Linked DNA regions of Homo sapiens: regions 1 and 2 are each linked to region 3. Evidence: chromatin contacts called from ENCODE Hi-C or POLR2A ChIA-PET data. All regions are on one chromosome and are shown on one strand. The core of a region is the stretch at or near the end of the contact, and the rest is flanking DNA. Distances in the headings are between cores, read along the strand shown. Region 1 holds the start of RHOBTB3 (Rho related BTB domain containing 3). Region 2 holds the start of GPR150 (G protein-coupled receptor 150). Region 3 overlaps LOC101929710 (a long non-coding RNA gene).

What was found. Hi-C counts contacts between places; a loop is a spot of excess contacts on that map. ChIA-PET counts read pairs that join two places held with the same protein, here RNA polymerase II (POLR2A). Pooled maps may share reads with other maps.
Region 1: a loop to region 3 is called in a map of gastrocnemius medialis, with 3 times the contacts of the local background. The contact joins the promoter of RHOBTB3 here to the enhancer-like site in region 3. A Hi-C loop is called at or near these places in 1 of 168 maps with a recorded cell type or tissue (gastrocnemius medialis), 1 of 37 single-sample maps with no recorded cell type and 6 of 50 pooled maps. POLR2A ChIA-PET finds 5 or more read pairs at or near these places in 1 of 52 experiments (GM12878).
Region 2: a map of adrenal gland shows a loop between it and region 3 (3-fold over the local background). The contact joins the promoter of GPR150 here to the enhancer-like site in region 3. A Hi-C loop is called at or near these places in 2 of 168 maps with a recorded cell type or tissue (adrenal gland and transverse colon) and 1 of 50 pooled maps. POLR2A ChIA-PET finds 5 or more read pairs at or near these places in 1 of 52 experiments (Panc1).

Annotation. Positions count from the first base shown.
Region 1 is chr5:95,729,624-95,732,768 of GRCh38, forward strand. It overlaps RHOBTB3 (Rho related BTB domain containing 3), which reads left to right and starts at 1,713. Exons shown (of 12, transcript NM_014899.4): 1 at 1,713-2,061; 2 at 2,236-2,461. The coding sequence starts at 2,060. It also overlaps a transcript of SPATA9 not described here. RefSeq lists an enhancer at 1,136-1,345 and silencers at 1,506-1,635, 1,696-2,075.
Region 2 is chr5:95,618,728-95,621,522 of GRCh38, forward strand. GPR150 (G protein-coupled receptor 150) reads left to right here and starts at 1,360. Exons shown (of 1, transcript NM_199243.3): 1 at 1,360-2,795. The coding sequence starts at 1,549. RefSeq lists enhancers at 916-1,531, 2,728-2,795 and silencers at 1,701-2,100, 2,191-2,240, 2,258-2,552, 2,261-2,710.
Region 3 is chr5:96,336,892-96,340,035 of GRCh38, forward strand. All of the region lies in intron 3 of LOC101929710 (a long non-coding RNA gene), which reads left to right. The region is part of intron 1 of LOC107986365 (a long non-coding RNA gene); the gene reads left to right. It also overlaps a transcript of CAST not described here. Among named protein-coding and RNA genes, the nearest start is that of PCSK1, 95 kb to the right of the region's middle. Within about 2 kb of position 1,885, at least 14 of the 41 ENCODE cell types and tissues checked have a DNase peak (open chromatin) inside an H3K27ac peak, as active enhancers do; they include adrenal gland, gastrocnemius medialis and transverse colon, where a contact is called at or near this core.

The sequences.
Region 1 (3,145 bases), core at 463-2,962, 610 kb before region 3:
AACTTTTTCTTCCTGCAAACCTGAAACACTATACCTGTTGAACAACGCCCCCTTTTCCCCTCTCCCCAGCCCCTGGTAACCATGATTCTACTTTCTGTTTCTAAGAGTTTGACTACTTTAGATACTTCATATAAATGGAATCACTTTTTGTGATTTGCAACTGGCTGATTCCACTTAGCACAAGGTCCTCAAGGTTCATCCATGTTGTAGTTTATGAAGGAATTTTCTTCTTTTTTAAACGCTAATCATCCATTACATGTGTATACCACATTTTCTTTATCCATTCATCCATTCTAGTGTCTTTGTTTTTGACTTATGGGTTTCCGGAAAAGACTGATGAGAAAATATATTTTCTATTAACCCAAGAGAAAAAGTGATCTTGCATGCTGGAATTTTTAAGGATGGTTTAGGTTCTAGAGACTCAAAGAGAAATCGTAGAAAATGCAAAGGGAAATTAGATTAAAAAAAAAAACAGTGACCACATAAAGAATATCTCCCATTATATCCTCTCTGAGCACGAGAAACTATTAAACTACTTTCAACCGAGCAATAAGGGCCCATAATAAAAAGCTGTTGCCCTAGTTTTTTTACTGCCCTACTCAATACCCCCTCTTTCATACCCTCAAAATAGCTCAGCTGAGAAAAGAAACAGTCCAATTTTACAGAAGGGAAAAATAAACAGATAAAAGGATAAGCAAGAACTCTTTTCAACACAGAGTAAGGTACTGGTTAGAATTTTAATACTGTATGGAGGAGTCTAACCCCAGAGTAATCCCTGGCCCATTTTGGTGTTAGTAAGTGGATCCCAGTGTTCGTTTGTATCGAGGTAGTTTGAAGCACGTTAGGGATATTCATAGCCTTTACTTCAGTGCATTATTATGAAAGAATCTAAAGTATCTTTGCATTTACGTGATTATGTTTTCAGTTGGTCTGCGGAGCTATTATTAAATATGTGGCCATAACGTGTACAGAAAAATCTCCAAGTAAACTGGCATTTAACTTACCAACACGTTAAACCCCCATACATAACTTCCTTTAAAAACGATCACACTAAAAATCCCAGCATTTAAAATCCTGAAGTTTTCGGTAAAATACGCTAAATATAGCTTGAAATAGTAAATAATCCCCCCAAGGCGACATTAGCAAATTAATTGGTGTGTGAACAAAGAACTCTTTCTGCAGCAGCATGAATGTTGCCTTTATTTTTTCTCACAAGTATGATTTTAGAAAACAGCTGTAGCGCATGTTGACAAATGAGAAAGCGGCAGACGTGGTAAAGCACTTTCGGTCAAGGCCAAGAGGGGGGGAAATCGGGTTGCTGGGGCGGCACTCGGGCTGGAATCCCTAGCTTCCCTAACCTCCTTTTTCCAGTCCGGAGTGAGCGGGGGCCCCATCGCCCCACCCCCCTTTCCTGGCTCTGGTTACGGCCTTGCGAGTTGAACAAACTTGCTGCAGGCGGATTGGCGGCTGGGAGCTCTCGGGCTGGGGCGTTGTATTTATTAATTTATATTCCGCGGCGCCCCGCGCGGGCGGCTCCTTTGTGTCCAGCCGCCGCCACCGGAGCTCCCGGGGCCTCCGCGGGGAGCGCGTCCCCCGCATCCGCCCGACCCCCGGGGCTGGCACGTGCTGCGCCCGGTCCGCTGAGGGGGCGGAGGCCCCGATCTCCCCGACCCCCCTTCTCTGCTTAGAGGAGGAGGAGCAGCGGCAGCGGCAGCAGGAGGCGACAGCTGCCAGCCGAGGAGGCGCGGCGGAGAGGGGACTGCGGTCAGCTGCGTCCACTTGGGGCTGTGCGGCGGTCCCGCGCCCGGCGATGTTCCCGGGCACTCCCTGAGTAGCGGCAGCTTATCCCCCGCCCGCTAGCCCGCCCTGGTCCCCGGCTCGCTCGCTGGCTGGCGCGGCCCCGGCCCCGCTCTGCGTCGGCCCCGCCGCGGTGGAGGCGCGCGAGGGGGACGCGGCCGGGGATGAGCGGATTGCGGGTGAACTCGCCGCCCGGGGGCCCCGCGAAGCCGTGAGCCGCTGCTTTTCTCCGAGTCGCCGCCCTGCCCTTGGATTTGAGATCATGTACGTACGCGCCGCCGTCCTGCCATTGTCTCTCTCCAGCGCGTGCCGTGCGCCCCAGGGACAGGGGCTGGTGCCCATCCTCGCCGCGCGCTGTCCCCCGCACTTCCTGTTCCGAGGAGAGACCCGCGCGCTGACCGTGCTTCCCTTCTCCCCTCGCCCCCTCTGTCCGTGCAGGTCCATCCACATCGTGGCGCTGGGGAACGAGGGGGACACATTCCACCAGGACAACCGGCCGTCGGGGCTTATCCGCACTTACCTGGGGAGAAGCCCTCTGGTCTCCGGGGACGAGAGCAGCTTGTTGCTGAACGCGGCCAGCACGGTCGCGCGTCCGGTGTTCACCGAGTATCAGGCCAGTGCGTTTGGGAATGTCAAGCTGGTGGTCCACGACTGTCCCGTCTGGGTAAGGAAGAGCAGCTGCTCCGCGCTGAGGCTGAAGAAGCTTTTCTTTCCTTTTTTTTCCCCCTCCCCCTTCTGCCCACTTCCGTGAGTGTGGAGTGTCCGCGTTACATGGGTCAAATTTTTAAACATTTTTGAGAAAATCTTTGGTCCTTTGTTTCACTGGGCAGGGAACAGCCCTGTCAGAGAACACTCTTAGGAAGATAGAAGGCCCCAGTGGGAATGTGGAGCACTTACTGGTACACTTCACGACTGTGGGTTGACCCTTGGTAGGCAGCAGACAGTTGAATGTGCCAACTCCAAGGGACGGGGTCACTAAGTTTCATCAGCAAAAAGCAGTGTTTTTTTATGTCTACCCTATGGGTGATAGTGTAATATTGGTGTTCTAAAAATACATCCCTCTCAAAGCTCAACACAGGCAAAAATACTTTTCACTGGGACAGTTCAGAAATAGTTCCTCTGGAAAGCGGAGGAAAAGACAGGGACTGGGAGTTAATTTTAAATGACTCATTTATAGCACTATTAATTGATCTCTGAAAACTTAATTTTAATAATGCAAATACTCTTTATGTGTTAGCCATTTGTCTTAGTGACTCATAAATCAGAAATAACATTACTAATGTTGTTTGGAAAACTTTTAAAAAATTAAAATTTGTAATAATTGAACAAAATAGTAGTGAAGTGGATA
Region 2 (2,795 bases), core at 110-2,609, 720 kb before region 3:
GCATAGTATAAAAGGAATTTTTTCTTAGGTGATGGATTTATAGTCAAGGCAGGCATTTATGCTCGAAGGTATCTGAAAAGCATCGTATATCCACTAATTCATCAACTCAACACATACCCACTGATAACTACAACCTGTCAGACCAGAGCGAGGCACCACAGAGATGATGATGAAAATAACCAAGGTTTCTGGCCAAAGGACAACAGCTTGGGAAATGGGATTCCTACAGCAGCTGGCAGGACTATCATGGAACCCACCAAATCTTCCTAGGCCATGAATCTTAAAGTTCCAAATGTTTCCTCAGATTGGGAATGTGAACCCTAGACAACACTCATACCTCCCTGGCCCCCAGGCCAGGAAGTACAGGAAATTCTACTTTCACCATGATTAACGTGGAGGGTGCATAAAAAGACAAATGGATGCTTCCAACAGGGAAACTAAAATGTGTTTGTGAGGAGACAAGGCTAAAATGAAAGCAGCAACATTTAATCTAAACCATTTCCTGTGACTTGGATTTCTTTTTTAAAAAAATTGGCCGCCTTATCACTTTCTTAGTCACCTTTTCTCTAGGCTTATTGGAGGCGTAGCCCCTCCTAGCAACTTCCCATCTGCTGGAAAACAGAATCAAGAGAATGAGGAGTGTGATGACGCATCCTTCACTGGATGAAAATATTAGGAGAAAAGCAATAAATGCACTACCATTTGCATAAAACCTATTAATGCCCTCTTCAGACTAATGAAATGAATTTTACATCACCAAGAAAGCAGCTGTGACCCACTGCTCCTAGTATTTGGAACGATCTGCAACACTGCCACTCCTAAAAGCAACATCATTGACTTTAGTACCCTCTAATTAAAATACTTTCATTCTTGGACAGAGAAGACACATCTTGATCAAAATTCAGCTAATAGGTCTCCTCTTTGCTCAAAACGCTGTTAGGTTTCTTGTGTTCCTGTTTTTCTCATGCTCGTGCAGATCCATGGCATTTCAAACCTTTAAAATAAAAACTAATGTCTTTTCTATTTTTTTCCTACTGGCAATCACATTGGGGTGGTGGGGGCGTGTGGTACAATCTCAGTCAAGAGGTCCTCTCTTGTGTGGGTGCTGGCATAACACTGGCCGTATACAATGGCCAAGCAAAGCGACATTCTGTCCTGCTGTGCTTTACACGTAAATAGAGAATGGATGAGGTTCTCAGCGCCCAGGGGTCCGCGGCTTCCGCGAGGGTAGCGTCGGGGGCCGCTGCAGAGATTGGAAGAGTACCCGCCGGGAATGGGAGGGAAGACGCGGGGAAGGTGGAGAATAGGAATCATGTGTGTTCCTCGAGTGTACAACCCACATTTGAGTGACAAATCACGAGGACAATCGACAAAAACAACTAAGCGCAAAGCCGCCCGAATCCATCTCCCTCTCTGTGCGTGTGCCTTTTCAACTAACTTTGGGAACTCGTATAGACCCAGCGTCGCTCCCCGCGCCGCCTCGCCTCCACTTTGGTTTCCCGCGTCCTGCCCGCCCTCTTCGGTGCCTCCTCTTCCTCCGGGACAAGGATGGAGGATCTCTTTAGCCCCTCAATTCTGCCGCCGGCGCCCAACATTTCCGTGCCCATCTTGCTGGGCTGGGGTCTCAACCTGACCTTGGGGCAAGGAGCCCCTGCCTCTGGGCCGCCCAGCCGCCGCGTCCGCCTGGTGTTCCTGGGGGTCATCCTGGTGGTGGCGGTGGCAGGCAACACCACAGTGCTGTGCCGCCTGTGCGGCGGCGGCGGGCCCTGGGCGGGCCCCAAGCGTCGCAAGATGGACTTCCTGCTGGTGCAGCTGGCCCTGGCGGACCTGTACGCGTGCGGGGGCACGGCGCTGTCACAGCTGGCCTGGGAACTGCTGGGCGAGCCCCGCGCGGCCACGGGGGACCTGGCGTGCCGCTTCCTGCAGCTGCTGCAGGCATCCGGGCGGGGCGCCTCGGCCCACCTCGTGGTGCTCATCGCCCTCGAGCGCCGGCGCGCGGTGCGTCTTCCGCACGGCCGGCCGCTGCCCGCGCGTGCCCTCGCCGCCCTGGGCTGGCTGCTGGCACTGCTGCTGGCGCTGCCCCCGGCCTTCGTGGTGCGCGGGGACTCCCCCTCGCCGCTGCCGCCGCCGCCGCCGCCAACGTCCCTGCAGCCAGGCGCGCCCCCGGCCGCCCGCGCCTGGCCGGGGGAGCGTCGCTGCCACGGGATCTTCGCGCCCCTGCCGCGCTGGCACCTGCAGGTCTACGCGTTCTACGAGGCCGTCGCGGGCTTCGTCGCGCCTGTTACGGTCCTGGGCGTCGCTTGCGGCCACCTACTCTCCGTCTGGTGGCGGCACCGGCCGCAGGCCCCCGCGGCTGCAGCGCCCTGGTCGGCGAGCCCAGGTCGAGCCCCTGCGCCCAGCGCGCTGCCCCGCGCCAAGGTGCAGAGCCTGAAGATGAGCCTGCTGCTGGCGCTGCTGTTCGTGGGCTGCGAGCTGCCCTACTTTGCCGCCCGGCTGGCGGCCGCGTGGTCGTCCGGGCCCGCGGGAGACTGGGAGGGAGAGGGCCTGTCGGCGGCGCTGCGCGTGGTGGCGATGGCCAACAGCGCTCTCAATCCCTTCGTCTACCTCTTCTTCCAGGCGGGCGACTGCCGGCTCCGGCGACAGCTGCGGAAGCGGCTGGGCTCTCTGTGCTGCGCGCCGCAGGGAGGCGCGGAGGACGAGGAGGGGCCCCGGGGCCACCAGGCGCTCTACCGCCAACGCTGGCCCCACCCTCATTATCACCATGCTCGGCGGGAACCGCTGGACGAGGGCGGCTT
Region 3 (3,144 bases), core at 635-3,134:
AAACTGTGAATCACCAGAAAGTATGTTTTAGGAGTAAAACTGGGAAGAGTTTCATTAATTCAGTAAATATTTAATATGGAAGACCCTGGGGTAAGAGCTGTTTTGCAGAAGCTAGGAGTTTACGTTTGATCTTTACAATGTTAGATGAAACATATTTGAAAAAAAGACACTTGGAAAACATTTGGGCTTGCAATTTAAATGGATGAATTTAACCCTGATATCATAGAACCCTGAAAGCGAAACTGAGCTAAAACAAAGTAAAACTTACTCTGATTCCAAGGGTCTCTTCTGACATGAGAGTGGAAATGAATCACACAACCACACACACACACCCATAGACACCCTAATATGCCATTAAGCTCTGACCCAAACCCCTTTTAGCCTGGTTTCCCCTTTTCTATTTTCAATCAAGAGAGAAAAAAAAGGAAGTCTTTCATTTAATGGTAAGAACCAACTATGGTCTCTGTATGCTCATATAATACTAAAGAATTATAGGTAAAATTATATTTTATGTACTTTATTATGGTACTATGTCAATTGACATTGAACTTCATAGTACACTGAAGAAAGGGAAAAAATATTAGGACACCATTTATGTCCGTAGTAACACTGGAAGTAAGATGCCGCAAAGCTCAGGACACAGTAGCTAGGAAACAAGACGTCTGAATTCCTGTGATTCCACACATGTTTGGAGGGATCTGGGGACACCAGCTGGATCTTCTGTAATGCAGGTAGCCACATCTGTGCACCATGGTTATGATGCTCACTTCTGTGGAGTTCAATGTTAATGTCCTCTTTGGCATCTACCTCCTCCAAGTTCAAAGCTGGACTGCTGTGCTGGGAATCCAGCAACCTGAACCTTTTTCTTCATTACAAATCTGGACATCTTTGGACTTGATTTCTGACATCAAATCAATGGTTTTACTTCTCTCTTCATTAGTTTACTGTCTGTCTTTACAAAGTCCTCTGGGCATTAGCAAAGACATGAACCTAACAGAATACCTCTAACATTTTGAACACATATAAAACATTAGTACTTGAAATTTTTCCTTATGTTTCTATAGCTAAGGAAAACTTTTAATTTTTTTTTTCTGTCTTAGCCTACTCTATCCAGCATTCCTTGCTGGAGGCACAGCTAGGATGAAAGCTTTGGAATGAGAAATGAAAGGAGTAAATAGACTTGACTTTACTAACAGTGTCCATGTTTTTATTCCTGAAAGTTATGACACAACAATTGTTAGACCATAATCATTAAGAAGTTCTGTCATCATCTTCTGTTAGGTTGAAACGTTCAACAAACAAAACAACAAACCTATTTTTATTCTGCTTTCATATTTCAAATGCATTTATGCACTTCAAATTTCAGTTTCAAATATTCTTGAGAGTTTCAAAAACTCTGCATCGTTTTTTGACTTATGACTTAATGCTATATGCTGCCTTATGCTGTTTTACTTCTGCTTTCTTCATACTTTGCTTCATTTATTATCCTATTCTTTCCTTCCTTCTTCCTTTGTAATCCTTGTTTATGGTATTATTAGAACTTGTAAATTTCTGTAGGTAGTGGTTACAATATAGGTAACTCACAAGGCCTAAACAGGTATATTTAGATAATAGAAAGTATTGAACTCTGAGTCTGGAGTGGGAAAAGTTGATCACATCACTTCTCCCCCCAAACAACTTTGCTCTGAGATTTAGTCTAAAGAGATTCACTTTTCAATAAGTAGAAATGTGATTTGGTGGATAGCTTGCTGCTCATTCCAAAGTATATTATATTTCTCTTTCTGGAAGCGAACCCCTGGGAAGAGGGTGCTTGGTGAGCTCTGGATGCCGTGCCCAGAGGCCAGGGGTTTTTGGAAATGCCGCAGAACATCCTGTTCCTGGGAGCCCTTCTGCCTGGTTGTTTGTGCTCTAGAGACTTGGCTCCTGGTGTTCTTGCTCAGACCTTTGGACTTTGGCAAGGCTACTTCTCATGTTTCTGTCTTCCTCTGTGTGCCATTCTGGCTCTGTAGATGGTTTGGTTTTTTGTGTTGTGACAGTGGAGGCTGCTTGGAGTGCACTGCCAGGCATTGGCTCATGGGCACTCTGCTCCATTTCAGTAACAGCAACAGAACTTGGATTTGACTGGGAAATAATAACCATTACTGGAAGAAAAAAGTAGCAAAACATATTTCCTAATATGTGCTAACATAATGAGGGGCCAGGTCTCCAGCTTTACGGGTGATTATTATAGTTTTTGATTGTTGCCAGTTACCAACACTAAGTACTTTAGCTGTGCAACTTGATTTGAACAGCATTGCCAGAAGAGCACCATCAAAGGCTTTTGATAACATGCTACCAAGAAAATATGTGACACCAAGATAACATACGACCCCAAGAAACTTATTTAATCTTCTTGGTGCATCTATAAAAATAGAACCAAGTAGAAAAACAGTATAAAAAGCAAAACGTTTCTCACTGGGGTTTTGTGAAGGATACCAACTAGCCCTCATGAAGTATTGTGAGTTTCCTGGAAGGAAGGCCTTTTGTAAGTTCAAGTTATTGCCATTCACTAATTATTGGTCATAACATTGCACATGATAGATGGGAAATGGAAGAGTGGGAGAATTAAGTGATTAAGCTAAAATCACACAGTGAGCTGGGGGAAAACCCAAAAGTGCAAAGAGATCTAAATTTGTTTCATTGGAAGAACACAGTTATATCTGGACAAAGCCCCAGAGTTTAAGTGACAAGGACACCTAACATAAAACTTGAAGTCATAGGCATGTAGCCAAATAATACAAATATCCTTGTTAAATGCAAGTGTATCCATACCAGTTATGGATACACTTGTCCTTGGAGGAGAGCTAAGGTGAGTCCTGCTGAGGACAGGAACTCTTCTGTGTTTGATTTGCAGGTAGAGCGAGTAGTTGACCCTCTGAGCCCAAAGCTGCAGAGAACACAGTAAACCTAGTAAACTGAGTGTGGCTATCTCCCCAGGGTGGCCCTCTGAGAATCCCTCCTAGGTTCCTGAGAGAGACAGGTAGACAGGCTATAGGTGGAAAGAGACAAAGTGCCTTGAGCTCTGTGGGTTAGGATCCTATCTTCAACCCCTAGACACTTAAAAGTCTTGCCTGAACTCATGGCCTTTCAATGAGGAAAGCATCA